Linked DNA regions of Homo sapiens: region 2 is linked to region 1. A link is a loop called in an ENCODE intact Hi-C map of the cell type or tissue named here. Cell type or tissue: HCT116. All regions are shown on one strand. Links, peaks and the distances in the headings refer to the core of each region. The heading gives the core; the rest is flanking DNA.

Evidence for each region. Peaks named below come from ENCODE experiments on the same cell type or tissue, not always from the same donor. Only the 100,000 strongest peaks of a DNase experiment are listed, where the experiment ranks them.
Region 2: it touches region 1 in a loop (2.4-fold over the local background); 27 of 110 quality-filtered maps call a loop at or near these places.

The regions. Positions count from the first base shown.
Region 1 is chr9:112,933,877-112,944,862 of GRCh38, reverse strand. No RefSeq gene overlaps it. Among named protein-coding and RNA genes, the nearest start is that of SLC46A2, 48 kb to the right of the region's middle. In HCT116, for the core only: no CTCF peak of the experiment used is centred there; a DNase peak (open chromatin) is centred at 4,990.
Region 2 is chr9:113,089,221-113,100,206 of GRCh38, reverse strand. No RefSeq gene overlaps it. Among named protein-coding and RNA genes, the nearest start is that of FAM225B, 17 kb to the left of the region's middle. In HCT116, for the core only: no CTCF peak of the experiment used is centred there; no DNase peak of the experiment used is centred there.

The DNA of each region.
Region 1 (10,986 bases), core at 1,269-9,268:
CACTCAGCATAATTATCCCGAGATTCACCGAAGTCATGTGTGTCAATAGTCCATTCTTCCTTTTCATTGCTGAGTAATGTTCCATTGTATGCATATCTCACAAATTGTTTATCCATTCACCCACGGATAGACATTTGGATTATTTCCCATTCTTGGCTATTACAAATAAAGGTATTATGAACAGTCATGTACATTTCTCATTTTTCTCTGGGAATGGAACAGCTGGGTCATATAGTAGATATTTAACATTTTAAGAACCTGACAAACTTTTGTAGAGTTGTACCATTTTACATCTCCATCAGCAGTGTAGGAGAGTTCCAGTTCCTTCAACATTTGGTATTATTTTTAGCCCAGGCTAGCCTCGAATTCCTGGGCTCAAATGATCCTCCTGCCTCAGCCTCCCAAGTGGCTGGGACTGCAGACTTGAGCTACCATGCCTGGCTTGCACTTGGTATTTTAAAAGGGAAAAACTGTAATGTGTTACAGAGAACCCAAAACTTCCCAACAATTTCCTAAAATCTAAGTAAAACACATTAAGTGCCTGTATGAAAATAGCAAACTGTAATGTTGGCACATAAAAAGCTTAAAACATTATTTCTTCATCACCAAAAATTAATACAGTTGCTTTGCATTCAGTAAACCTGTGGTGCTTTTCTTGGTGCATCAGAGACACCTATCACTTTTGTTGAGGATTCTGAAGTTCTACCTTTACATGGAATGTAACATGAACTTTCCCCACAGATTGTTTAAAATGTTGCACTAAGTTTTTAAATGTAAGCAAATTTTTCCCAAACTGCCCAAAAAATATTGAGATACAAATATTCTGTGATAATGTGGGTATTAAAAATTAGGCCAGGTGTGGTGGCTCACGCCTGTAATCCTAACACTTTGGGAGGCTGAGGCAAGTGGATCACCTGAGTTCAGGAGTTCGAGACCAGCCTGGCCAAAACTGTGAAACCCATCTCTACTAAAAATACAAAAAATTAGCCAGGCGTGGTGGCGGGCGCCTGTAGTCCCAGCTACTCGGGAGGCTGAGGCAGGAAAATGGCATAAACCCAGGAGGTGGAGCTTGCAGTGAGCCAAGATTGCGCCACTGCACTCCAGCATGGGCGACAGAGCGAGACTCTGTCTCAAAAAAAAAAAAAAAAAAAAAAAAAAATTAGCCGGGTATGGTGGCAGGTGCCTGTAATCCCAGCTACTCAGGAGGCTGAAGCAGGAGAATCTCTTGAACCCAGGAGGCGGAGGTTGCAGTGAGCCAAGATCACACTATTGTACTCCAGCCTGGGCAGCAAGAACAAAACTCCATCTCAAAACAAATAACTAAAATAAAAATTAGAAGACGTTCTACTAAGACAACATTCTGTGGCTTTATTTCTGGCTCCCCCCTGGGGAACCAGCAATTCTGGAGAATTGCTCTCCCTATGCCATCCCCTTGAAGTTGTGTGACACCAAGTGACTTGTCTGGCTGGTAGCAGAAGTGATAGATGTCACTCCTCGGCAGTAGTTTTGAAAGCCAGTATGCAATTTATCCATTCTACCCTCTGCCACATCACCAGCTCACAATGGTCACTCCACCTGCCTGGTCCTAGAGGACAATGACCTAAGGCCCAGAGTCCTCAGCTAGCCTATGAAGAACATATAGGACAAATAAATTCCTATTTGTCCAGTTTAATCTGTGAAAGAAATCTTCGTGGTGTCAAGCCGCTGAAATTTCAAGGTTGTTACAATATAACACAGCCTGTCCTGCCAAGTACATGAAGTCAATCTTGGACACTCATGTTTTGCTAGGGAAGTGAAATTCTTTAGGTTTTCGCATTGCCAATGAGTTACACCCAATGTTCTTGTGTATTTTGTAATCTCTTCTAATTATGTTATTGGTTTGCCTTTCTCGTTCTCAATCATATTTTCACTCTCCTGCTATCTGAATCAACTTTACCAGGGATTTATATATTTCAGTTTCCAAAGAGCCAGGTCCTTTTAAACTTTGCTCTTTCTAGTTCATTCAGCTTCAACATGAAGGAAAAAGTCTAGCATGGTGGTCAAGGTCATGGGCTTGGAGCCAAGTTCCCTACACTGGAATCCCAGCCTTGTCAGTGTCAGGCTGTGTGATCTAGAACAATGACCAATCCTCTTCTGCCTCTGTTTTCTCTGTAAAATGGGATGAGAGCACCTAATTCATTGGAAGGACTACTGCATGTAAAACCGTGCCTGGCATTTGTATATGTTCAACAAACATTACTTATTATAAGTGTCTCATCCTCTTACCAAACTACTGAAATTAGCATCCAGCTCATTTTTCAGTCTTAAAAATATGCAAACACATGCCCTCAGATTTCAGCGTAAATTGTGTCCCATTATTTTTGGTACAAAATGTTCCCTTTTCATTGTTATGGTTTATCTTGATTTCTTATTGAATCTAGGTATCTAATCTCATAATTTCTCAATTCAAACTAAGAATTTATCTTTACTTCATTTCTAGTTTTATTGATCAGAAAAGACCCTTGAAAATTTTAAGTGGACAAATATATATCCTACATATTCCGCAGAAAGTATGTTCTTTGCATAGTTGTTTTATTCATATACTTTGTTTTGCCTACTAGATAGTCTGGTCATTGTTAAGAGGTATTTTCAACAGCCCCACTAAGATTGTTCTTATCAAATTTCATTTTTTTTTTGTGAGGTTTTTTTGCTTTTACAGTTGGGTAGAGGTAGATCAAGTTTGACTACCATATTTCCAATTTAAGTCACGATTACAGTATATAAAATCCCAGTTTGTCCTGTTCCTGCTTTAATAGTCTCAACCTTTCTTAAATTCCCATTTGTCCAATGACATCACCCCACCTGTTTTTTCATCTCTGCCTTCCCTTAATCTAAAAATACAGTTGTGCTCTTTAATCCATGCTGACAGTCCACTTGGTAATAGGCAAAATTCATCTAGCTTCCATTTAGCTACTTGTATGTCCTATTTATTTTTGCTGAATTTACTTTGTTCCTTAGAGCGGCTGATCTGATATTTTTTCGCTTGTTAATTTAGAAGTGCTACAATTTTTAGATCTAGGAGCTACTGTTCCACTCTCAAACATCTACATTTCTGTTTAATGCACTAGCTATAAGTTACAAAGTGACCTAAGATGAGGCAAGGAGCTGTTTTGAAAAGGTATTAGCTATTTCATGTTCATACACATTGAACTGTATTAAAGTGGACTTCTGGGGGTTAGGGGTGGGGACTTTTTGGGGGTACAGGAGGGATGGAGTCTCACTCTGTCACCCAGGCTGGAGTATAGCTGTATGATAATAGCTCACCACAGCCTCGAGTCCCTGGGCTCAAGCCACCTTCCCACCTCAGTCTCCAGAGTAGAACTACAAGCATGCTCCACCATGGCAAGCTAATTTTTGTATACTTTTTTTTTTAAAAAAAAACAGGGTTTTGCCATGTTGTCCAGGCTGGTCTTGAACTCCTGGACTTAAGCGATCTGCCTGCCTCAACCTCCCAAAGGGCTGCGATTACAGATGTGTGCCACCATGCCAGCTTTTTTTTTTTTTTTTAAAAAGACCGGGTCTTGCCTTGTTGCCCAAGCTGGTCTCAAACTCCTGCCCTCAAGCAATCTGCCAACCTCAGCCTCCCAAATAGCTAGGATTATAGGCATGAACCATCGTGCCTAACATAGAGACCCTTTTTTGTAATATGCAACTTCAACACACTACATGTAGTAGGAAATCATGCTCTTGGTGTTCAATAATACATTAAAACTTACAGAAAACACATTATCAGGATGTGCAAATAGGACAAAGCACAAGTTTGCCAATAAATTGAGTTCTTACATCTAAACAATTCTTAGGTATTCCCTGCACTAGTGACATTACCTCCATCTTCCAGGCAATGTTCCAAATTTCCTCAGGCTACCTGCCGAATGTATTTAACGATTTTAAAACTTAACATTCTAGCAATGCTAGCAATATCCCTAATACTTTCAAGGCATAGCTTATGAAGTAATACACTTACACATAAGATGTTGTTTGGAGCTAATGTTAAGGGACCCACCAATCAGATTCCTATGGTTTGAGGGATATATGGTAGCTATATGGTCTGTAAGGCTGGTTATATTTAAGAAATTACCTCTTGTGCTCAGTTAAACATGGAACGTTGGGCATATGGTTATCTGTGCTCCCTCCTGAAACCCCATTAAAACCCCATGAACTGAAAGGTTGGGAGGGGGTAGAAATCAAGGGGGCAGAAGTAGCATTCAAAGACAAAAAGTGTGAAAGGGGAAACAGCAGAGGAGGAGGAATGCCATTTTGACTGGTGGCAAGCAGGTGTGCTAGGGCTGAGTTAGCAAAGCAGAGAAAGCTGGAAGTGCAGCAGCCAAGGGGAAGGGAAAGCTAAGAAGTACAGAGAATTCCAGCACAGCACTCTGCAGAGCCTCCAGCCCAGGAGAGAACCAGGGCAAAGGGGACATCTGCATGGATGGGCCAGGAATGCACTTAAGCCCTGCTTCTGCTGCAAGCCTAGACCAGAGATGGCCTAGACTGACACCAGCATGGGAATAGAGATGGTGAGAAGTGACAAGTTTCTGCATATATTGAGATACAGCCAACAGGATTTCAAAATGAAGGAATGACATGTTAGATTTCTGGCCCAAGCAACAGAAAAAAGTGAACATTAGTTGAAAACTAAGAGTTGCAGTTTTTTTGGAAAGATCGAGTTCAGATTTAGACGTTAAGTTTGAAGTGACTATTGGACAGCCAAGTGACAGTGGTAAGCCGTTATCTTTATTATTCTGGTCAGGAAGCTAGTCTGTCCTCTGCCCCAGAGAGACAGCATCTCTACCCTCCCTGCTGGTTTGCCATACAAGAGTCCTTAGTAAGCTGGTCCAGGACATAAGTCATCACAAGATATGTAGAAACGCCTTTGAGGATTGCCCTGCAATAGCATCATTCTCTTGTTTCTATAGGGTCCTGGCTTCTGGCAGATTTTTTTCCATGAGCATGCCATTCAACCAGTATGACTAATATGGCCAACATGAGCCAAGACAAAAATTCTAGTTTGTACTCTAAGCACCAGAATTAGACCAACCTGTAATATTGAGCTTAGCTATAACCCCCAGGGTTCCAGCTGAACAGATTTCAAATCATCAACATCTACCTTAGAAAGCCAAGTAGCTTGCTCCTTAAGTTTCTGTATTAACCCAAAGCATTAACCCAGGTGGAACAAGATGTATTAGCAATTGCACAGACTGCACCTTGGCACACAAGGAAGAGGTCTAGGGTGAGTCACAACCATAACAATCCTGGCCAGTGAATTAGGCTGGGCTGCTCTGTCAGGACCCAGGTAGTGTTTCCCTAAACACTTCCAGGTCTCCTGTGACCACCACTAGGGTCTAAGTCAATTGTTTTAGGAAAGAGGCAAACTGATGTCCAGCTTGATGTACAGCTTAAGTAGAAGCTACAGTGATGTGGAACAGAGCATCCCTGGACACAGCGTTTATTTTGCCTTACCCAAAGTGAGATCTATACCACTTAGCATAGGTTGACAGTGGCTCCAGCATAGACTCCCAGCCAGCTGGTAAGCCTGAAAATTCCCGGTTCCATCTACTCAGGGGGTCTGCCTGAGGAGAGTCAGTCTAGATTGCTGATAATGCCAGCTGGGTTGCATTTATCCACTTCACAAAATAGGTCAACTGTCTGGCTGAGAATGGCAGTCCCAGCAGTCAGATTGCTGTGGTTTGAGGGACATGTCATGGAGTTTCCTTCTGTATCAAAACTTCAGGGCAGTTCTGAGAGCAGGGGTCATTGTTCAATGACCCAACGTTCATTGTTCAACATGAACTTCAATGTTCCCAGTGTTTATCAAAGGTAAGTGCCACTTTGTGGATGAAGCCATCACGACCAACAAATGCATCATCTAGAGGATGGGGCAAGACAGACGTTTAAACAGTCAGCTGTCTGGCTGAGGATGGCAGACCCAGCAGTCAGATTGCTATAGTTTGAGAGACATGCCATGAGTTTTCCTTTCTGTACCAAGACTCTAGCACAGTTCTGAGAGGGGTATCACTAATGCCCCTCTTTCTTTCTCACCTCCTAGGGTGTAAGACAGGTCACCTCAGCAGATGCTGGCTTGTTTGTTGCTCTTCCATCATCTCCACAAAATTGATGTCCCATTCCAGGAGCTACAACTCCAGCTATTATCCAACCATTCCCTGCTCACACCCAGACCTTCTGTAGATCAGGTGAAAGGGATAGGACACTAAGATTTAACAGGTTTGAGTCCCCAAGGCCTCCTTTTTGGCTTAGGGAAAATAAGCTCATAAATAACCTGAGGAAGAATCTATGGAGAAACAGTCTTAGAAGGGGGTCAGAGCTGATAAAGTCAATCTTCCAGGCAGGGAAAAGGGAACTACCTTTTGTGATATTGCATGAGCTTGTGGCAGGAGTCAGAAGTTTGGTGTGCAACAGTAGCCTCTGCATCAAAACACAGTTCAGTTCAATCAGCAGCTTGATTCTAGTTAGTTTCAGAACCAGCCTTTGCCATGGGTATCTGAGGGAGTGAGCCAGATAGTTTCCAGTTTGAGAGGACTATTTGATCTGTTTCTTCCACTTAGAACATGAACTGGCAAACAGGCCATTAACAGCCCAGCAGTTTGAATTCTGCTCTGAGTAGGGCAACCACATTCACTCTTAGCTCTGCAGGGCTGGCTCTGAGGCTGAGGACTTGCATCAGCCCAGTGGACACTGAGGTTTCAACTCAGCCAGACCCTCACTGAGGCAGGCTCAGGCAAGTACAAAGGAGGGCATCTTGGGCCAGTGGCTTTTCCTCCCCAGTAGCAGAGTAGGTAGAATGCAGTTTCTCCATAGGAATTACAGCTACTTTTCCGCATAAAGCCAAGATACCACTGGGCAAAGACTGTTTCGTTCTTGGCTATGTCACGGCTATTTCTAAGCAAGGCTTTTGGGGTGCTTTCTACCTTGTTAGTCTTTGAGTGCAAACTGACCCATCCCAAAATGATAATTTCAGGACTAAGTCACAAAGCCTCTAGAGATGAGGTGTTTCATTTCAATGGGAACTCAAGAAGCCAAGAGCTACTTTCCAAAAGAGGTCTACCTGGGTAGCCCTGTCAGAGGGGCCACAACTCCAGGACACCAATGGCACCTCCAGGTGGGAGGCTGACTCCCTTTGCCAGAGGCCCCAGTTGACAAAAGTCAGACCTGTTCTGTTTCCAATGTCCAAGGAGTCCAATAAGGCATTGTAACTTACACCAGTAAGCCAGGCCCATTACTGTCAGTCTCTAAACAGCTGCTCATGGCTCAACCAGTTTCGTTCACCCAACACCCTGTGTCAGCTTTAGTGACTCCTTGACCTTCCTTCTCCCCACTAGGAAGAAAGCAAATGACTAAAAGCACTATTGGGGCTGCTTGTTTCAATCCTAGTCTCAACCCCTTAGTCTCATTAACAGGACAGTGAAGACTTACCCTCACACTTGGGCAGCAGCGTTCACTACCAGACACAGGGTCTCAAGGGACTTGCTTCTCATCTCCCCTGACCCAGCCTGCAAAGGATCTTTGTCCTTTCTCTTGCAGAAATCCAGGTTTGTGTCCCATTCTCATCACCAAAACTTAAGAACCATCAAGAGTCAAGATTTTACCCTATTTTCAAGCTAACAAGTTATCCTGCCACAGTTTTATAGATGCCGAGACAGGAAACCCCTCGTCAGAGAAAAAACGACTGACTTACTGCCTGGTAGGTGGCACAAGCTTCGTGTTTGAATCCATTTCCCCCACCCCCAGCCTCCCTTGTGCAAGTCTCATCGCAATGAGGCGCAGCCTTGAGTAGGGTAGCTCTGGCACAGCTGAGGGGATTTGAAGCTTAGAGAACCCCAATCCCCGATCATTCAAAGGAGCTGCTAGTATGTCTGATTTGACACCTATCAAGATAGACTTCCAAGAATATTCAGGAAGACAACCTAGTTTTCAATGACTTAATCTAATTCTGGTAAGATGAGTTGTCCCTGCAATTAAGGGACATTGCCCTCCTATTCCTTGTGCTCCATCTCCCAAATCTTGCTGTGTTCTCGGACACAGACCCTCAGGCTGGGTGGCTAAAATCCAGAACTCGACTTGACCACCAGCAGCTGTCATGCTGTTCTGACAGGACTGACTTCCTGCATAGGTAATTATTTTCTGATGGTTTAACTCTGCCTTGCTCAATGCTGGGAGTGGGACCAAGTTTATACAACAAATGGAGAAAAGAATTATCTGTTCTACTCTCCTAGATGTTTCCCTTCCCCAGCCTCTAATGGCAAGAACCTGGGATCCTACCTTGTTCTGACAGGACTGTTCTTTTCCCATCCCTTCAACATGAAGATTTTGCCTCAGTCTTCAGAGTCCTAGTCCTCACAGGTATTAATTTCCTCAAAAACAGATATGAAGCCTTTGAAGTCAGGGGTATGTCAGGAAAACCTGGTTTGATGAGAGAAGAAACCAGAGCACCATAGGGCTAGGATACAGGGTTAGCAAAAGTGGATTTGGTTGTTTGGTTATGTAAAATAAATAAATAAATAAATAACCTGACATTTTAATTGGGGTCTAGGCTCAAGCCTGTGTTTCATCCATTTTTCTTGAAAAGCTCTCAAAAGATCAAAGTTGTGGTAGAGTTTGAAGACACTTAGGATTTGGAAGAAACATAGGCTTTTGTCACCATTACCAATTCCACCATAACAGTTTAAGTTCCAGGTACAGTTGTCACTCCAAGATGGTTTTTCCTGAAAACAACCTATACATGTTGAGTGACTAAGGTTCAATGACATTCATAACAGACCCACCCACTATGAAGTATCTTTAAGTCTCCTACCAAAGACTAACCTCATTCTCGAGGCATGTAAACCCCATATCCCAAGATAGTGAAGCTTATCAAGTGCCTATTTAACAGTACGCAGTCATACTTCATCTTATTATACTAACTCTTTGGAGATGTCCTTAGTCCTTTTGTCTTTTAGAGCTGCTGGTCATCTGAACTTGCTGGTTCCCTCCAGCCATTCTCCTCTGCATTTGGTGGGCAAATCTGGGTCCTGCCCAGCCAAGGCTCCTGCTTCCCTGGAATCCTCTGGATAGGAAGGGAATTGAGCGCAGCTGGAGTTGCTAGCTATGCCCGGGAGGTTACCTCCACGTGTTTTAATTTATGCCCCAGGATCCTACACACAGGAGAGGAGATAGCCTTAGCACAACGACTCTCAACTGGGGTGGGGAGGTAGGTCTTGTACTGCAAGGGGACATTTGGCAATGTGTGAAGACATTTTTGGCTGTCCTAACTAGGAGGTGGGTGCTACTGGTATCTGGCAGGTAAAAGCAAGGGATGCTGCTGAACACCCTACATTGCACAGGACAGCCCTGCCCCAAACAGAATCATCCAGCTCATAAGGTCAAGAAACCTTGCAAGGAGGTAGTATAAGTCTATCCTCAGATGAGCTTGATGGGCGTTTTAAGGTATAGCATTGCTGTGAAACAAGTTCTTCATGAGATCTCAATACAGGTGCACTGAGTTTAAGTGATATCACATTAGATTTGAAAGGGCATTACTGGCTGGGCACAGTGGCTCACACCTGTAATCCCAGCACTTTGGGAGGCCGAGGCGGGCGGATCACGAGGTCAGGAGATTGAGACACCATCCTGGCTAACACGGTGAAACCCCGTCTCTACTAAAATTACAAAAAAAAAAAAAAAAAATCAGCCAAGTGTGGTGGCACTCGCCTGTAGTCCCAGCTACTCGGGAGGCTGAGGCAGGAGAATCACTTGAAACCAGAAGGCAGAGGTTGCAGTGAGCCAAGATCGCACCACTGCACTCCAGACTGGGCGACAGAGCGAGACTCCGTCTCAAACAAAAAAGAAAGAAAGAGCATTACTACCTTTCTGCTCTTATCTCTAAAACTCCAGTTTTTGCCTTCAGCAGAAAATCTGATTCAAGTCAAGTCTTGTTACTTCCTTCCTGGGACTGTTTCTCTTTGTCTCTTAAGTAGCTTCAGGATATTTTACTTCTTCCCTTTTCCCTGCTCTTCTTTACTCCCTGAGAATAATTTAAGCTCCTAGGGGAGGTTAGGCATTCTGGTTTGGGAGAAGCAGCACCTGGGCCACTATCATCAACCACTCAGGCTGGCTTCGGAGGAGTGCAGCTTTGCTGGAGTTTGTTAGTCTGCACCCACTCCCATCATTGCTGAAGCATTCACAGCCTATCTCCTGCTCCTGTCTCCAAGTCTCTATTCATCTTCCACCAGTGAGCCATTCCTGCCTACCAATTCTCTTTATGGGAAGAGTCACCATTCCAAAGCAATGATGAGTTTTCTCATGTTCTCCTGGGACACTCTGGAGCCCTGGGATATAGCAGGGGATGGGGAGTGGACTATATCAGGGCTTCTCTTGGCCTTCATGAGCCCTGCTACCATTTCCACTCTGCCACCATTGCCCTAAGTGCGTGAGGCTCTTTCCTAGCCTAGCATCATAGCTATATGCCAGTTACCTTTGTTCTCTGGTCCCTCTGAATATGAACCTGGGGTTGCTAATATAACCCTACACCTCAGAGAGAGGGTGTAGGGTTATGTACAGGGAGGAAGTAGCTCCGGGTCCCCCAGGAACACGCACCAGCACATAACTCTTACAATCCCTTCAATCCATTGCCAACTCAGGTCTTTCTTTTGTGGTCAGAGACATCCCTCTTCCACCTCCTTTGTTAGTAAAGCAATGCATTCCAGACAGAGGCACTTGTGAACACAGAGTCCAAAACAAGTGGGCACACTTTGGCCTCAACTTAGGACAGCTGTAACTGAAAACCTTAAGAAGAAAAGAAGAGTCTTCAGTTAGAAGCAGGTTTAGTTGTGTTTTTATGTTGAGAAGTAGATAGAGGAAAGAAAAGATAAAACACAGGAGGAAAGCCAGCTTCCTTGCTGCAGCTCTATCAGGGGAAACCAGCTACTGCCACATCCTATCGCCGACCACTGGGAA
Region 2 (10,986 bases), core at 1,238-9,237, 160 kb before region 1:
ACCCTTCGGCCAAGATGGCACTATTATGTTCTATGGAGTCCTTGCCAGTCACAGCAAATAGGAAAACTAGGTCAGCGTGTGTGAGTTTATGTATGTGTGTGGTTTTGTGTGTGTGTTTGGCAGGAGAGAGAATGCCATAATTAGTGACTATGAAAATATTCCCATATTTTCCACCGGCTGGGTCAATCTTTCTTCTCCTCACTGGTTTTCTTCCTTCCTAGGCACTCAAACCCCAATATCTTCCTATTTGCCTGCAGGCACTGTGCAGGTGCCCTGTGAACCATCTCATTATTGAAGATTATTTGATTTCCTTGCCTTTTGTCATCAAGCCAGGCGCCATGTTGAGTCCCTATAGGGAGGGGCTTCCCTTTTCCCAGATGTTGAGTTCCAAGTTTGTGTTAAGATAGATGAACCCCAGATATACAGAAGATCCTTAAGGAGCACATAACTTGTTCCTTGGCCTTGCTATCTCCACTGATGACCTACCTTAGCAATAACCCCCAAAACCTGTCCCCTTGAAGCTCACCCATCTCTGTGGCCACTGGACAGTGGCTACCTTTTCTAGCTTTCACAAAACACTATTTTCTGGAAAATAATCTTATGCTTGAACACTTTCAGAGTTGAGCTGTTTTGTGGTGGATGAGAGACTGGGCAAGGTGGCCCAGCCATAGGCTGATTTTCATGTCCCTGGGAGGGAATCCAGCTAGCTTTCAGTGGCTGGAGAATGAGTTCAGTGTACTTGAAAATACATGGACACTTTTTGGGGGGAGTGTGTTGGTTTTGTCTTTCCCAAGCCCAGTAATAATAAGTTCTTTCACCCTCAGCTTTGCTAAGACCTTACCCTTCCTCTTCCCTCTGGCCTCTTCCTCTGCCCACTTCCTAATCCACAAATAGAGCCAAGATTTCTCCTTCCTTGATACTCCAGAATCTGTCACAAAGGGAGAGTCAAGGGGAGTTGGTAGTCAACTGCATATTTTCATTAAGGCTATGTTAAGAATTGGGAAGCATCTCCCCAGCCTCAATCAGGAAAGGGATGGGATCTTGGGTGCAAGAGGTAGCTCTTCTTCACCAATGTATTTAGGGTCATGAGGATTGTTCCTTATCCCCTGAGCTCAGGGCCTCAAGCCTCCCAAACTCCAGTTCCACATTGAGATGTGTGAAGTTTCTTATCCCTTGCCCTGCCTGAGGGCTGAGTAGGACACTTGTGGCCCTGTGGTGCCTATGCACCCCCAAGAATAACACCATATGTCTGCATACAGTTCAGTATGATGAAGGAGCAGAGAGCATAAGTCTAGATTGTGAGGGTTGTTCTTTAACAGATTTTATTCTCATTATTTAAGCCTCTAAACACTTGTCCAGTTGGGTTTTGTGTTTATTAGAAAGGAGGTATTCATTGAACAAATGATAGAACCTGGGAGAGAGGGAGGTGTGTGATGCCACTGTCAAAACCCCTCCCTAACCCAAGAAGTCAAGTCATCAGTAAGAGCTGGACTTGACTTCTTTTCTCTAAGCCCAGTCTTAAGATACACCCAACTTCTCCAAACATGGCAAAGACAGAAGAAACCACTTTTCTTTAAGGAGAAACAGCTATATATGGTAAGAATGACTACCACTGTAAATGAGAAACAGAGACAAGACTCTTCAGAGGAACTATACTGTGAGCAGCAATACATTTTCTCTAATTGGGTGAAAATATTTCTTGAGAGAAATGTTGCTGGGAGGAGGGGATGGAGGAGAACTCTCTGGCTGACTTGAGGAAACAAACCTTATAAACAGAGCCTGAGGAGGCATGGGGATGGCCTGATGTCCCTTGGATCCTTGGTCCAGGCTGCCAGGGCCTGCCCAGAGATACAGGCTACTCAGAGAAGATGGAAGTGGATTGCCTCAAATTGCTCATCATGAAACCACACCACATTCTTTGGTTTTCCAAGCTATCTGTGACCTGCCTATTATTGAGATCATGCAGACTCTTATAATCTACTTGAAGGCTGCAGGATGCAGATGTCAGCCCTTTCCTTCTTCAGGAAATAGGGAGTCTTTCAGTCACAGGAATATCTAACTCTGAGTTCTGCCTGAGCCTCACTGAGTTCTAACTCAGTGAGTATCTAACTCACTGAGTTCCTCAGTGAGTGGACATCTTTCCCTTGCATTAATTACACTTCTCAGCCCTATTGTTTTCTTTAGGCTCTGGCCAAATAACTGACTTGCTCTTTGAGTTTCAGCATCCTTTTGTCCGCAGAGGTAGCCCTGATTTCTGGTGGGCTTGCGCTTTGTAAAAAAAGGCTGGCATGCTCCTGGCCAGCCTTTTCTTTTCTTCTCTGTTTAATTGGATAAAAGCACTGAAACAAATGCCTCATGTTTTTTAAGATATGCTTTAAGAGTCCATAGCAAGAACTGGGCATCTTGTACCAAGAATTTCTGCCAATCACCTCTCCTGTGCTGGATGACTCTTCTCCATAGGGTGAATGGGCTCCAATCCTGCAACCCCTAATTTATCTCCTTCTGCTATGAGTATCCTAAGGTCCTCTTTCTCTTGATTTGTTGATAATATCTTGTCCAGGATCACCTCTTCTGTCTGACCTGCTTGAGGGTTTCTTCTAAGAAGCTTCATGGGCACAGCTATAAAGTCAGCCCTTGAATCATACATGGGTTGATGAGAAACAAAACTTAGACTGGGGAAGGGGTTGGGAATGGGGATTGTTAAACAGTGTTTTGTATCTGAAGACTTCAAAAAGTGTATCCCAAGCCACATAATTTGGGCTTCTAAAAACTTTTGAGGACATAGATAAAAAAGGAAAAGTCTTGAGACTAGTTCTGATAATATTCCAGTCACAAGACTGTCAAATGTCTGGTTCTGACTTCCTAGGATGAAGTTCCCTGGATTGAGCAGTGTAGAGTGTGCAGCAGTCCATGAAGGACACATCCCCCCAGAATTGATCTTCCCATATTCTTGCCCAACTGTATGTTCTAGATGTTTTCAGTCTTTCTGGTTTAGATTTTCCCTTGGGCCTCTTGATAATCCATTCTTTGAGTACCTTACCGAGCCACATTTTGTCCCTTCCCAGAGGACCCTTCACTGAATAGATTTCTAAACCCCTCATTAGGTTACATTTAGGGCCCCTCATGGACCAATGGAGGAGGCCTTTGTCCAAGACCTTGCTTAGCTGGAACTTGGGTGGGCCTCTCCCATAAAGCCTTGTTACCGTAGGAAAACAAAACAATGAATTAATGGAACCCATGGGCAGGTCAACTTGGTGAGAATTTGAGATCTTGGGAGAGTGTGGGGTCAGGTGAGGTGGTGAGGTCCAAAAACAAAGGCAGGTACTGGTTGCAAAATAGGATCCCAAGTGTGTTCTGAGTATAGAAGGATCCGAGTGTGTTCTGTGAGTAGAAGGCAAAGGGGGTGGCAAAATATGATCCATGAACAATCTTGGATCCAGTATCACACAGTGCTGTGATTGAAGAAAGGCACCCAGTCGTGATAATGAAAAGAAGGAAAGTGAGGGGATACTTCAATCCAGTCTGAGGTCAGAAGTATGTAAGCAAGAATGAATGATGACTCAATTGAGCCCGTGGGGAGAGAGAGAGAGACAGACAGACAGACGGACAAACATCTTCCCTCAGCTCCTGGCACTAAACAATATGTGTGTTATGGTCTGAATGTGTGAGTCTCCCAAAATTCATAGGTTGAAATCATAACCCCCAAGATGATGGTATTATTAAGAGGTGGTGCCTTTGTGGGGTGATTAGGTCATGAAGGTGGAACCCTCATGAGTGAGATTAATGCCCTTATAAAAGAGAACACCGAGAGCTAGCTAGCTGCTTCCACCATATGAGGTTACAGTGAGAAGATATGCCCTCATTAGACACTGAATCCACCTGGATCTTGGGCTGTGCAGTCTCCAAAACTATGAGAAATAAATTTCTGTGGTTTATAAGCCATACAGCTTGTGGTATTTTTATAGTCCATTGTCAAATGGACTCAGACAGTACATTTTCATGGTTGCTCTATCTTGCTCCTTACACCATGGATTTTGATGTAACTGCTCTATACATCTATCCTCAAAAGGAAGCACATGCAGGTGCCTATAGGATACAAGATGCAAAAAGTGTGTCCTGGAGGAGAATGGGGATAGTCTTGACTGGCAGGCTTAGTGATGTCCCATTTTCCCATGTTGACAGCTGTTGTGGGACCTCAAGTTCTTGCCTTCTTAGTTAAAAAGAATTTAAACAAGAGACACACAGCGAAGTAAATGCAGTATACAGTAGTTTATTGCAAAAGAAAAAGAATATTTTGAGAGTTAAGTGCAGAATAGACAGTACACCCTGAGGGAGAGAGGATTCAGGGTGGGCTATTCGTAAGAATGAGACAGTAAAGACTGGCACTAGGGCGACTCCCTTTATGGGAGTTGGACATGATTATTCATAAGGGGTTGGGAAAAGTTGTTACTAGTAAGCATATTCTGGGTGGTTTTCTGGGTGCACAGATGCAGTAGCAGTACATATTTGTTCATAGATTGCATATCTCATTAGCATCTTAAATCTCCACCCAGGGGTATGTTTTTTACTATTATAATGAGCAAAGAGTCAGTTTGAGGACAGGTGAAATCAAAATGCACATACTCTCTGCAGGGGAAATTCCCTACTAGAGATAGCTTTGCTTGAATGAGCTGGACTACAATGCGAATGCTGAGGTTTATTGTGTTGACTGTACCATCATGGCTGCCATGTCCTGAGGACATTGCTACTTCCTTGACTGCCTATCCTGCCTCACCCACATCTCTGAATTTGCCACTCTCCTTTTATCACTTATCCCACCACTTCCTTTCACATTTCATTCCTATGGTTCTGTTGTCAGGTCAACACCATGCTGCACAGGGGACCTAGAATTCTATGAGGCAAGCAAGGAAGAGGGATACCTAGAATAACAGAAGAGATTAATCACCCTTTTCAAAGAGAAGGTTGGTCTGGTACCACCTTAGAGACTTTCTGGTGAGCTCTCTGTGCTGGAATATCAGGAGCCCAGGTAACGTCAACCGAATGTAGGAGCAAAGGAAATCTGTTGGAAGCTGAGTTAAATGCTTTATTGGGAATAGACTATTTCAATAGTTACCCTGAGCACCAGGGATTACTTGTGCTAGGTCAAAGGGTCAATGTCAATACTAGTAGGGCTTATGTGTGTACCATGCTTTGTCATTTGCAAGCCCTGCCATGCACATTGTTCCAGGGAATCATCACAACAACACTATGATGTTGGCAAACCAGGGGCTCTTTCAAATGAGGAGTCTGAAATTTAGGGAAGTTGAAACTTGACTAAAGTCAAGACCTCAAATTTCTGCCTGCCAAACAACCAATGCTTCGTCTATTACATCTCACCACATCATCTAGCAGTGAAGACCCATTGCCCTGCACCATCCTTGTTTAATTCACATAAAGGGGCAGAACAAAGATTAGGACAAGTATTCCAGGTTCTGACTTACTTCCTTGGAGCCTCTCCTTGAAGAGCTCTGTTTTCTGAGGACCGAGTCTAAAAACTGAGGCCCTCAGCCACTGGGGACATGAAATTTCTTGGAAAGGAAAAATTAAGTCTTGGGTTGACTAGCAAAACCTGACCTTTTCAAGCTCTAGCTCTAACATCTTCTTGTCTCTGAGTTGCTGCTGAAAGACAAAAATATGAGAGTTTGGGACCCATTTCTCACTCTCATTCTAATCAAGCAGCAGATATTCATTATTAATGAAATATATAACTATGTTAATTTAATTGATATAGGTATTGTTTCCAGGATATTCATTTAAAAAACACTTCATTTTATAAAGCAGTTTTAGGCACACAGAAAAATTGAGCAGAAGGCACAGAGAGTTCCCATATTCCCCCCTCCCCTCACCATACAGCCCTTGCACTGTCAACATCCCTCACCAGGGTGGTACATTTGTTGCAGTCGGAGAATCTGAATTGACACATCATTATCACCTAGAGCCCATAGTTTACATTAGGGTTCACTCTTGGTGTTGTAGATTCCCTGGGTTCTGACAAATATAAAATAACATGTATCCACCACTATAGTATCATACAGAATAGGTTTGCTGCCCTAAAAATGCCCTGTGCTCTGCCTATTCATCACTTCCTCCCCTTAACCCAGGGCAACCACTGATCTTTTTGGTTGTTTTGTTTTGTTAGAGACCGGGTCTCACTCTGTTGCCCTGGCTTGAGTTCAGTGGCATAATAATAGCTCACTGCAGCCTCAAACTCCTGGGCTCAAGTGATCCTCCCACTCAACCTTCCGAGCAGCTAGGACCACAGGTGCACACAACCACATCTGCTAATTTTAAAAAACTTTTTGGAGAGATGGGAGTCTCACTATGCTGCCCAAGCTTGTATTGAACTCCTGGCCTCAAGCAATCCTCCCAACCCAGCCTCCCCAAGTGCTGGGATTACAAGTGTGAGCCACCACGCCTGACCAAAACCACTGATCTTTTACTGTCTCCATAGTTCTGTCTTTTCCAGAGTGCCATATAGTTAGAATCACACAGTATGCAGCCATTTCAGGTTTTTTTTTTCACTTGGTAATAAGTATTCAAAGTTCTTTCATGTACTATTAGTTTTATTTTATTTTTAATTGACAAATAAAAATTGTATGTATTTGTGGGGTCCAAAGTGATATTTTGATACATGCATACATTGTGGAATGATCAAATCAGAGTAATTCGTATGTCTGTCACCTCAAATATTTATCATTTATTTGTGATGAGAACATTTAAATCCCTCCCCCCTTTTTTTAAGAGATAGGATCTCAAACCCCTGGCCTCAAGCAATCTCTTGCCTCAGCCTCCTGAGTAGCTGGGATTACAGACACGAGCCATCATCCCCAGCTTTAAAATCCCATCTTTTAGCTAGTTTGAAATATATAATACATTATTACAAACTATAGTTACCTTGCTGTACAAAAGAACACCAGAACTTATGCCTCCTAACTGCAACTTTGTACCTACTGACCAACATCTCCCATTTCTCCATGAAACCACCTCCCACCAGCCATTAGTAACCACCTTTCTACTTCTATGAGTTCAGCTTTTGTAGATTCTACATGTAGGTGAAGTCATATATTTGTCTCTGTGCCTGGCTTACGTTACTTAAAATAAGGTCTTTTAGGTTCATCCATGTTGCTGCAAATGACAGAATTTCCTGTTGTGTTTTTTAAAGGCTTAATGGTTTTCCATTGTGTACATACACCACTTTTTTTTTGAGACACAGTCTTGCTCTGTTGTCCAGGCTAAAGTGCAGTGGCATGACCATGGCTCACTGCAGCCTCAACCTCCCAGGCTCAAGCAAACCTCCTGCCTCAGCTCCCACAGTAGCTGGGACTACTGGGACTACAGGCATCTGCCACCACACACAGCTATTTTTTTTTTTTTTGTATTTTTTGTAGAGACTGGGTTTCCCATGTTGCCCAGGCTGGTCTTGAACCCCTGGGCTCAAGCAATCCACCCACCTTGTCCTTTAAAAGTGTTGAGATTACAGGTATGAGCCACCACACCCTGCCTGACTCTGGAATGCTTGACCAAAACCTCCAAGGGTATAAAATATCTAGTCTTTCTGCTTTCAGCAGGCTCTCCTAAATCAATTCCTAAATATCATTCAGTCATCCAAACTGCGTAAAGAATATCATCACACTTTCAAGTTATTAGTCTGAAAAGAAATCTCACACTGATGAAGAAACAAAGTAAATATAGTTAATATAGAGAATCAATTAATTAAAAAATCATTCATTTCAACTTGCAAGAGGGATGACTACACATGTTGGTAATAATCAAGTTTGCAGCCTATTTCCCCCAAAATGCACACTTCCTTGAGGTATATAAAGTTTTTACAATAGAATCTCATCTACTCTAACCTAAAGTTGGAAGTTGTCCCCCTAGCTAGTGATGAACACTTGGTAAACTTTGGAGAAAAAGTTGGAAGGCGAATGTCCCACTGCGTGTCTTGGAATAGTTGCTTCTTTCTTATGAAGACAGATGTGATAGAAACCATGAGAGCGCTGCACAAAGCAGCTGAAGCTGATGGGTGACATTCAGGTAGACAGCTTGGGGTCAACAGAGCAACCAGTGCATCTACAATATTGAAGGACAAGCTGGAGAGAACCTCAGATATAGATCAAAATATCCAGGTGGTAAATCAATACACATGAACTGCAGATCAGCCCTGTTAATGTTGTATTTTTTTTAGTGTGTTTCTTTCTTTCATTCTCATCTTTGTTGGTAATGTAATATTTTTCCCAGATTCATTAAAGAAAATAATATATATAGTTATATATACATATATATATATGAATTATATCTTCATTGGGAATTAAGTCAAACTAATTAATATTTATCACCTCACATGCTTCGAATCCTGTGCTGAGAATTCTGAAATCTGCTCTCATAGCCATCTTCAAGTGTACAATACATATGTATAACTATATTCACATTGCCATGTCATAAATATCCAGAAATCTCTAGTTAACTTTCTGATAAATTGTATCCTTTGACCAACATCTCCCTATGCCCATCTTGCCCCTGCCCTAGGCCATGAAGCCCAACTATCCACTCTAAACTTCTATAATTTTCACCTTTGTTGATCCCACATACAAGTGAGATCACGCAATATCAACATTACAGGCCTGGATTGCCCACTAGACAGGAAAACTTCAGGTTTATTCATGAAGTCAAAAATGACAGATTTTCCACTAAAAATGTGAATAGTATTCCTTTTTATGTCTCCACTGATGCCTAGGAAAATTTTGTACCTTACAAAAAGAAAAAGCCTACAACCAACATAATCTCGTACATATTTACTGTGTACATGGATTTCCTTAGGCTGTATGCCCAGATGGGAATGCTTAGATCCCAGTTCCACTAATTATTAATTAAACAGCTTCCACATTGCTCCTTACCACCACTGGCCTAATTGACTATCTCAGCAACATTGCACCAGGATGCCCTTTTCTCCCCATATTAGACAATAATTATCTTCCGGGCATCTCAGAAAACAAGCTGAACAACAAACCCTCTAGAAAGGCCACACTACAATCCATGCTGACTCGTTTGGAGGGCCCTTGAGATGTATATAAAAGACTTAAGACCATGAATGAATCCCATGACACTAGCATTCCAGACATTAAAATTTCTTTTCAGCTTTTCCCTTTTGGGCACAGCTCTTTGGAAACAAATTTTCTATGGCTTGCCAAAAACAGGCAGGGCCCCAAATATCTGAATCTCCTTTCCCAAACTTCCTGAGTTTCTACCCGATTCCTGCCGACAATTGAGCTCTTTCTTTGACTCACGTGCTCACAAAGCAAAGAAGAAGGCTGTAGAGATAAACACAGGAACCCATCGGCAGCTGGATCAGTCCAGTTTAAACGACAATAAATATGATACACACTAACCGTGTGTGACGTCTTCATTAGGGAATTCACTAGAATCGGCCGAATTCACACACTTATCACCACACATGCGTCCCCTGTCCCCGCTCAGGAGAATTTTCAGCTCTACTCCCGTGGATATATTCACGAGAACCTTACATTCTGCTCCACCGTACTCACGTTGCCCTGCCACGGATATCCAGGAAGCACTCCACCTGTCTCTCGGAAACTTTGTGCCCTTTGACCCACATCTCGCATTGGCATCCTTTCCCTGCCCCTACACCTGCCCCTACACCGGCCCCAGGCCCAGCCAACCACCTTTCTCCTCTCTACTTTCCTGATCCTCACAGCATTTTCTCCATCCAACATCACAAGGAGATCACGCAATACGGGTCGGATGGGCCTGGCTGATTTCACTGGGCACCATGACTTTTGGGTCCATGCATAACGTCCCAGATGACAGGCTTTCCTTTCCTTTCCCTGATGTGTTTGTTCTACGAACCCTATTCATTTGTCCTTCTCTAGTCATCTGCTGAAGGGTACTTCGGTCGATTCCACGTCTTGGTTACAGGCAGCGTGCCGACAACCAATGCAGCAGGACACATATTTGCACCACAACCCGATTTCGTGTCCTTAGGCGATACGTCCAGAAGTGGGATGACTGGATCCCAGTTCCAGCGGTGATTTCTTGAGCAACCCCCCCGTATCGCTCCCGGCCACCCCTTGAGCAGCCCTTACTGTGTTGGCACCTCCCACACCCAGCTGGCCACGCAGCCCTGTCCTCAGGCCTCACTCCTCTCTGCGCCAGGTCCAAGGCAGAGACAGCGAGCCTGAGATGTCCCCGAAAGCCGTCAGGGCGTGACCGGATCCCACGGCACCGGCCCTGCGGATGTTCCATTTCCTTTCGCCTGCTTGCTTTCTGGCGGACGTCTCCGCGCACGCCGTTTCTCAGACTCGCCTGGGACAGCCTGCGCCTCGCACGTCTCCCTCTCCCTCTCTTCTCTTACCGAGTTTCTCCTCCCCACACCCCGCCGGGTCCTGCCTAGAGTCGTGTGCCCCTTCCTTGATTCACGTGCTCACCGAGCGAGCGAGGCGGAGGGCTGTGGCCATACACACACGATGATCCCATCCGCAGCCCGCCGGGATGGTCCTGAGCTCACAGCAACACCCGTCGGGTACACAAAGGGGAGGAGAAAATCAGACCGTGAGGCCTAGGAGGAACCAACTCAAACCTGGCTGGTCGTGGGCAAAATGTGGCCCTCTGGCCCACTCTCCTCTGCTGCCTGTTTCTCCATAGAAAACTAAGCTGGGACGAAAGCACACCCTGTCCTTTCCTAACGTCGGTAGATGGATTCCTGCCGCCGTGCCAGAAAGGAGTTTTTCCTCCGCAGACTGCAGGAGCAAGAGAACCTGCGGGACTCGGTCTCCCTTCACTCGAAATTTGCCCGACTCTCGGCATAGTGTGCACACACCCCAGCACGCGCGCGCGCGCACACACACACACACACACACAGGCACGCACACACGCAGGTGCACACCAGGAAGTGGAGAAATCGTCCAACGCAGAGGTAGAGAGGACTTCGAA